2 separate regions of the Mus musculus genome follow, and region 1 is linked to region 2. The links are chromatin loops, found by intact Hi-C in ENCODE. Cell type or tissue: heart. All regions are shown on one strand.

Region 1 (4,000 bases), 65 kb before region 2:
CAGCAAGTGAGACAATGACCTCTCCCACAATATCCCTACAAGGAGAGGAGATAGGTTAGCTTATCCCATCTGAGGAATGTAAGCTACTTGCCAACTTCAAGACATCATAAATCAAACGGTGCTTCTGTTTCCTGCTTTCTGAACCAATTGTCTTTCTTAACATGTCTTCCCCCTTGTTGCAGAAGATGGGGAGGAACACAGCCAGGCGAGGAAACTAGGTCAGTAGTTTACATCCTGGCACAGTGGGATGGCATATAAGCATTATAGAATTTGTGAACTAAGCTCTCCAGTCACCAGCAAACATGAACATACAGTGGTAAAGACGGTCGTTTGGCATCCAGAGAATCTTTAAGCTAAATATTCCACCATGTTTTCCAGAACAGAGAACTCTGTTTCTCTTGGCCTGGGATGCTGACCCGTAACACTTAGAATAAAATGCCTAAAGAGAAGGTGACATTTGAAAATGACCCGCATGGGACTGGAGAGAAGGCTTAGCAGTTAGACTTGCTACATTGCAGAGAACTGGGGGCTCAGTTCCCAGCATGCATGTCGGGGAGTTTACAAGCACCTCCTATTCCAGCCCCAGGCATCCCATGCCACCTTCTGGCTTCTGTGGGTTCTTATATGCTGGCACACACACACACACACACACACACACACACACACACACACACACCAATAAACAAAATAAGGCCTGAATTATGGCACAAGGAGACACTCAGCTGTGAAAATGCCATCGACCAAGGAAGAAGCTCTGTTACTACAGTCTAGAGCAGGAAGGCATTCTGTTACTACAGTCTAGAACAGGAAGGTGCTGCTGTTGCTACAGCCTAGAACGAGCAGGAGGGCACTGTTACTGCAATCTAGAGCAGGAGGGCACTCTGTTACTATGGTTTAGAACAGGAGGGCTATGCTGTTACTACAGTCTAGAGCAGGAGGGTACTCTGTTACCACAGTCTAGAGCAGGAAGGTACTCTGCTACTACAGTCTAGAGCAGGAGGGTACTCTGTTACCACAGTCTAGAACAGGAAGGTACTCTGTTACCACAGTCTAGAGCAGGAAGGTGCTCTGCTACTACAGTCTAGAGCAGGAGGGTACTCTATTACCACAGTCTAGAACAGGAAGGTGTTCTGTTACTACAGTCTAGAGCAAGAATTCAGACATCAAGCTGAACACTTGGAGAAGGATACACTAGAAAAACTATCTGAAAGAGAGGGCAGAGGGACTGGGAGATGGATATTTATTCTGGACCAAGACATTTGGAAGTTGTTAGGAAAAAGTCCTTTTGGAATCCTTAGGTGAGGCTAAAGAATTTGGGAGAAGGAGGGAGACCACCTCAGGAACTTTAATCTTTATTTGGAAACTGGAACATGTAAGAAATGAATGATGGGTAAGTGGGAAGGGGGCGGCTAAACACACAGGCATGATTTCCCTTACTGCAGACTATGTGTGCGATCTCTGCTAGGCTGGGGTTGCTCAGGTTTGACTCTTTTCTTGCCTAGAGATGGAGATCTTTAGGACCAGACATTGGGAAAAGGAGAAAGGGCTGAAAGGGCTCTGTGGAAGGTAGGTCACAAGTCTACGTAAAGGTCTCTGTGCTGGGAATTGCTTAAGCTTGCTCCCTAACCCCTTGCCCTCTGCCCTCTGCCCTCTGCCCTCTGCCCTCTGCCCTCTGCCCCCTGCTCCCACCATAGTTTCTCCCCACCCTCTGCTTGCCAGCATCATGTCTATTCAGCCTTCAAGATCCCTAGTACTGGGGCAGGCAGAGTATTTGGAGGAGGAGAGAGGAGCCAGCAGGGTCAGAAGGGTTCCCAGAAGGCTGGCTGGCTACTGCTGGACACCACGCTCAGCTCCCAAGAATGTGTCACCACACCAGAACGCACAGTACAGGCCCTGGCTCCAGGCTGGGAACTGACTCTGTGTCTGTGCTGCCTGCTTCTATTTTTATGACCACACATGCTCCCTTCCCCCAGCCTCCCTCAGATCCTGTGATGTGTAGCCCTCCTCACCACTCTGAGAAGGGGAGATGGGAGGATGGGAGATGGAAAGGAATCCTGCTGCTATTTCAGTGCAAATGGATAACAAGCTCTTTCACCTCCAATCTCCTTCTTTCCTGCACCCCCACCCCCAGCAATTTGGTTATCATTAGGTAAACTTTATCCCAGGTTATCCTTGCTCTCACAACTTCTTTTGCTGTCTGCATTATTTGGGTGTGTGATATAACTGTATGCTCTCCTATTTGCGTTTTCATTTCTTCTTAAAAGGACCAACTGGCATGGTCCTGTATGAGTGTGTTGAGGCTAAAACATGTGTTAAAAAGAAGATTCTGGTGGGATGGCTCAGTGGGAATGGCTCCTGCCGTTTGAACCTGTTGACCTGAGTCTGGTCCCCAGAACCCTTGTGAAAAAGCCAGATTTGATGGTGGGCACCTGAAACCCAGTGCTACAATACCAAAGCAAGAGGCAGAACAGGAGACTCAGCCAGGACCAGAGAGCTTGGGGTAGCAAGTATGGCAGAAAGAGTGGGAGAAACCTTCAGAGAGAGAGAGAGACAGAGACAGACAGAGAAAGAGAGACACAGAGAGAGAGAGAGGGAAGGGGAGGGGAGAGGAGAAGGAGGAGAGAAGAGGAGAGGAGAGGAGAGGAGAGGAGAGGAGAGGAGAGGAGAGGAGAGGAGAGGAGAGGAGAGGAGAGGAGAGAAGAGAAGAGAAGAGAAGAGAAGAGAAGAGAAGAGAAGAGAAGAGAAGAGAAGAGAAGAGAAGAGGGGAGAGAGAAGGAGGAGGAGGAAAGAGAGAGAGGGGGAGAGAGAGAGAAGAGGGGAGGGGAGGGGAAGAGGAAGAGGAAGAGGAAGAGGAAGAGGAAGAGGAAGAGGAAGAGGAAGAGAGAGGAGACAGAGCATCTTCTGAGTATTGCACTCTGGCATCCACATGCCATGACACATGTCTGAAGGCAGACAGACAGACACACACACACACACACACTAACAATTACAACAGTAATAACAACTTTTAATTAAAAATAAAGGAAACTCTTAAGGCCTAGGTGCTGGGAGAGACTGTGCTTGAACTACTCTTCTGTGTCTGACACTGATAACCATCCCTAGACTTTCAGTCTAGGCTTCTAGGGCCATGTCTCAGTCAGGGTTTCTATTCCTGCACAAACATCATGACCAAGCAAGTTGGAGAGAAAAGGATTTATTCCGCTTACTCTTTCTACATTGCTGTTGATCACCAAAGGAAGTCAGGACTGGAACTCAAGCAGGTCAGGAAGCAGGAGCTGATGCAGAGGCCATGGAGGAATGTTACTTACTGGCTTGCTTCCTCTGCCTTGCTCAGCTTGCTTTCTTATAAAACCCAAGACTACCAGCTCAGGGATGGCACCACCCACAAGGGGCCCTCCCCTATTGATCACTAATTGAGAAAATGCCTACAGCTGGATCTCATGGAGGCATTTCCTCAACTGAAGCTCCTTTCTCTGTGATAACTCCAGCTCGTGTCAAGTTGACACACAAAATCAGCCAGTTCAGGCCATGATATGAACATAATTACCAAAATTCTAGGAGACTTAATGGGTATCGGGAGGGGTGAAAATTAGCTTTGACTACTGAACATGGATGCATGTTTAGCAGAACGTTTAGTAGACTGGCAGAATTGTATGCTAAGGATAAGCCCGCCATGGCATTTTCTATGCCTAGCAATAACACACAGAGGAATTCCTTCCCCAACCCACCTCCCTATCTGACCTCAAAGCCTGTGCTTTTCTTTTGCACCATGCTGACTCACCACCTGTCAAGAACCTTGTCAACCTGTGCAGAGCTGCGGTGACCTGTGACACTGAGACATTGCAACCACGTGCTCTACTCTGCATATTATAAACCTGTAAGAGCCAGGACTGTGGCTCAGTGCTTGCCTGGAGTTCTATTTTCAACATCTAGAGAAGAACCAACGCATTCCGTAAGATTGATCCAGAAGCCTAAACTCAGCTGAGATGGTCTTCTGTCC
Region 2 (4,000 bases):
AAGCATACAGCCAAGAATTACCCAGTCCAAAGTCTCTCAGCAGCATTGAGGATAAGAAACCGTAGTCTAAGCTGATCCCAAAGTATTCCATACTACAATACTCACCTTCCCGGTATGCAGTGTTGTAAAAAATGAGAAATGAAGGTCCTTTCAATATTTAGAAAAAATCTAAACGATAATTGGTTATAGGGGGAATAAATAAAACTCTGAATTATTTCAACCAGACATCTAACTAGTATACAAATCTAATTAGTGAATAAAAACATCAATTACTGATGAGTAAATGCTATTTGCTGGGCAAACTTCCTTAAAACGCGACTGAAATACTCTCATTAGCTAGTTTTCCTACATATTGCTATGATTAAATCTGTAGCCCAATACCTTTACTGTTTTTCTAAATCCACGGACATTCCTAGACATCCATGAACAGGTTAAACAGGTCAAACTGAGCTATCAAATGGCTAAGACAGAGCTGGTTTTAAGAAAATCATGCTGTTTGTATCTGCCAGCACCTGACTTAGTAACTGATAGTGGGTACTGGACACATAGTTTCCGGCTATCGGAAAGCCAAGGGAACATATTTCTCTCATTCTAAGATTGGTGTTAAGAAAAATGCTTCTTAGACTGAGAGGGGGGAAACGTCATACATTAGACAGTCCATTTTGCCTTTTTCTTAGCTAAACTGAGAGCAGGGATCATTGTGGCATACTAAGTATAAACAGAATAAAGGCCCAAGAACCCTCATTCACCGTAGTAATTGCCAGCATTAGGCTAGCATGGCTAAGACACGCTCAGGAATGGTCTGGAGAAACGTGGTTATTGGCATATATGACAAATATTAGAAACTGCCTGCAAAGCCAACTAGTCCAGAAATGAAAATTCAGACCATGACATTGATCTGACTACCCGCAGGGGCGCGGGGGGGGGGGTGGGGAAAACGCAGTAAAGCCGGTTTGTGTCAGGAGCATGACACGTTCGTGACATAAGGGGCACATGGTAAGACTGGCCAAAGACACGCAACGCTAGGTGTCTACATACTGGATGTGCAACACTCACGTTTTTAAAGGACAAAGGGCGGTCATACTTTCACCATCCGCTCGCCCACACTATTTTACATAAGAGACTCAGTAGGCAATCGGCTCGAGAACTAAGGGCCCGGTGGTCTGAGTTCCTCCCCGCTTGTGACCGGCCCGGGTGGAGACATGGGCAGAGGCAGCTCGGCGCCCCGGAGCATGGTGGGCTCCCGCCGCCGGGCCGCAGACGGTTCCGCAGCGTCGCCGCGGACGCCCCGCACGCCCCGTGCGCGCGGCCCTCGGGCTGTGCGGCCGCGCGACACTGTTGCGTGACGTCCCCGCCCGACGACGTCAGGCCCCTTACTACGGAAACACGGAAGGACACTAGCTAGCTCCCTGATCCGCGACGGCCTTTCCAAGTCCCCTACAAGCGCGGGCGGCACACTTCCCGGGCGCCACTGCCTCAGCCGCCGAGGCGAGGGAACAATGGCCCGCACTCGCGCTGCGAGGAGGCGCCCAGAGAGACCCTACTCTCGTGGGAGCCCGGTCAAGTCTCGCGATATTCTTCGCCCGGCGTCCCTTCTCTGTACCCTCCACCCCCTCTTCACCCCCCGCCAATCGCGCGTCAGCGCTGAAACATCGCGGGATTTCCGTCTGCCAGTCTCCGCCCCTTTACGGCACGATGGTCGTGCAAGAATGTGATAGAGCCTCGACGGCCGCCATCTTCTTCCTTTCTTAGCAGTTAACCGAGAGCGGCGCCTCCCTCCGCGAGGAAACGGCAGCGTGTGCTGTAGCGTGGGTATGGCCGACTACTCCACAGTGCCTCCGCCGTCGTCTGGCTCGGCTGGCGGCGGCGGCGGCGGAGTCGTTAACGACGCTTTCAAAGATGCCCTGCAGAGAGCGCGGCAGGTAAGCGTGGACCGACCGCGCGGCGGCTTCCCCTCCCCGACCCCCGAGAGCCGCCGGCGGGGCAGGTCCGGCCCTGCTCGCACTCGCGGCTGCCGCCCGAGGAGATGGCGTCTTCTCACGAGGGGTCCCAGCGGCTCGAGGCCGAGCCCGTTGTCGTGGTCTGAAGCGCCCCCCCCTCCCACGCGCTCTCCCCGAGCGTGGCCTCCACTTCCGCCCCGCGCGCGCGGCCTCGCCGCCCCGTGCGCCCTGCCTGCCCCGGCTCCCTCGGCTCCGGTTCCGCCCGACCCAGGCGCGTGGAAGGTTCTGGGCGCTCAGGTCACGGCGAGGGCAAGCCAGGGAGGGCCGGCTGCCTGGCTAGCGGTCCCCGCCGCTTCCCGCGCCGCCGAGCTCTCCACCCTCGCCGTAATTAGCCTAACGTTCCCCGCGGCGTTCACCAGCGAGGCTCTCCCCGGGGCGGGATCTGCGTGCGATCCACCAATCCTTTCCCCAGCTCCAAATGGCCCCGGGCCCTTTCTTCCCCAGCCTTGAGTTTGAATCTGCCTCTCTCTTCCCAAGTCGAAGCCTCCAACCTCTTTGTGCTACGTAGGGACGTACTGTTGCCTCGAATGGCAACCATTTTCCCAGATGAAAAGGGTTGGATAGATAAGAGTCCTTGCATTTGACACCCCCCCCCCAATAACCTGAACGTCAATGTCTTCAAGTAGCCCCCGCCCCCGACTTCTTTGTAGCTTAAAAATGTATAATGTTGCCTTGCCGGGTGGGGTGGTGCTCGACTTTAGTCCCAGCACTCGAGAGACAGAGCCTGGCAGGTCTCTTGAGTTTGAGGCCAGTCAAAACGGCCAAGAGGGACCTGTCTCAAAAAAAAAAGTATGTTATGGAATTTGCCTGTAAGGTAAAATAAACCCTTATGGCTCTGTTGTAGTTGCTAGACATGAGCAGGTTTTTAAAGCCAGCTTTGACTATACTGGAAACTTCCTTCAGGACCGAAAGATTACCGACTCAATCAAGGTTTATCAAGTCTACCATAATACAGCAAGCACACTTATCTAGTGCATAGATACTGAAAAAATATATTTATTCATACAGAGGGATTCCATGAGCAATGTGGTTGGTGTACATAGAAGTCAGAGGACAACTTGTGGGAGTTGATTCTCCTTCCATGTAGGACCCTTTGGTCAGGTGTAAGTTGTTAGGCTCAGGGACAAGTGTGTCTGCCTGGGCATCTGAGGAAACTTTTTGATGCAGGGCCTCTACCGAAAGCCTAGGCAGGCCTGAGGTTTAAGGCTTCCTGCTGAATTGTCTCTAGTGTAGGTGTACTCCACCTCTCGGCTTTGGAAGCTTTTTAAGTGTGTGATTTCTAGTCTTGTGAGATAAAAATCGAACACGAGTGAGCAGACAGCTTTGATGATAAAGTAAACCACAGCGGTTACATAAATAGTCACACTGTGAGGCAGGCGCTGTACAGGACGCTGCTGGAAAGGGATGCCTCACTGAAAGATGGGTGACATTCATATAGTGCAGTGAGGAGTGGGAGTCTGGCCAGCATAGACAAGAAGCTGCTGCTTGCTCTACAAAGATCGAGGGTTTCTGGAAGGACAGCTCTAAGAGGTAGTCAGCTAATATAGGATAACATAGGAGGAGGAAAAAGGTGGGAATGTGAGAAAAACTATGGATAGATTCCATTGTTAGCAAGCATTGGCTGTGATAATACAAGTGTTTATTATAGATGATAGTATCTGTTACACCTTTGGACATTCTGGGTATGTAGAAATTCCATCAGGACCTTGCCTGTGTAAGTAAGGGACTAAGGTCTCACTATGTAGTTCTGGCTGTCCTGGAACTCACTGCCTACCTCTGCCTTTAGGACTAAAGGTGTGTGCCACCCATGCCCAGATGAGATTTTGTTTTCAAAATGAGAGTCTTTCTGCCTCACCCTCCTGAATGCTGGAGTGACAGGTCTGCCTACACTGATCCTGGCACACTTACTTTTTCTAAAAATTATTTTCTTTATTTACATTCCTGCCCACTCACCCCCAGTTCCTCACACCATTCCTTCTTCATCTCCCCACCTCCCTTCC

What was found. Peaks named below come from ENCODE experiments on the same cell type or tissue, not always from the same donor. Only the 100,000 strongest peaks of a DNase experiment are listed, where the experiment ranks them.
Region 1: a loop joins it to region 2, with 2.5 times the contacts of the local background. A loop is called at or near these places in 1 of 42 quality-filtered maps.

Annotation. Positions count from the first base shown.
Region 1 is chr3:152,143,486-152,147,485 of GRCm38, forward strand. The region is part of intron 1 of Gipc2 (GIPC PDZ domain containing family, member 2); the gene reads right to left. Among named protein-coding and RNA genes, the nearest start is that of Gipc2, 20 kb to the right of the region's middle. In heart, no CTCF peak of the experiment used is centred here; DNase peaks (open chromatin) are centred at 1,876 and 3,986; H3K4me3 peaks cover 329 bases; H3K27ac peaks cover 3,450 bases.
Region 2 is chr3:152,208,779-152,212,778 of GRCm38, forward strand. Fubp1 (far upstream element (FUSE) binding protein 1) reads left to right here and starts at 1,644. Exons shown (of 20, transcript NM_057172.4): 1 at 1,644-1,922. The coding sequence starts at 1,815. Gm40180 (a long non-coding RNA gene) reads left to right here. Exons shown (of 3, transcript XR_867759.3): 3 at 1-110. It also overlaps a transcript of Dnajb4 not described here. In heart, a CTCF peak has its summit at 1,811; DNase peaks (open chromatin) are centred at 1,633 and 2,153; H3K4me3 peaks cover 4,000 bases; H3K27ac peaks cover 3,259 bases.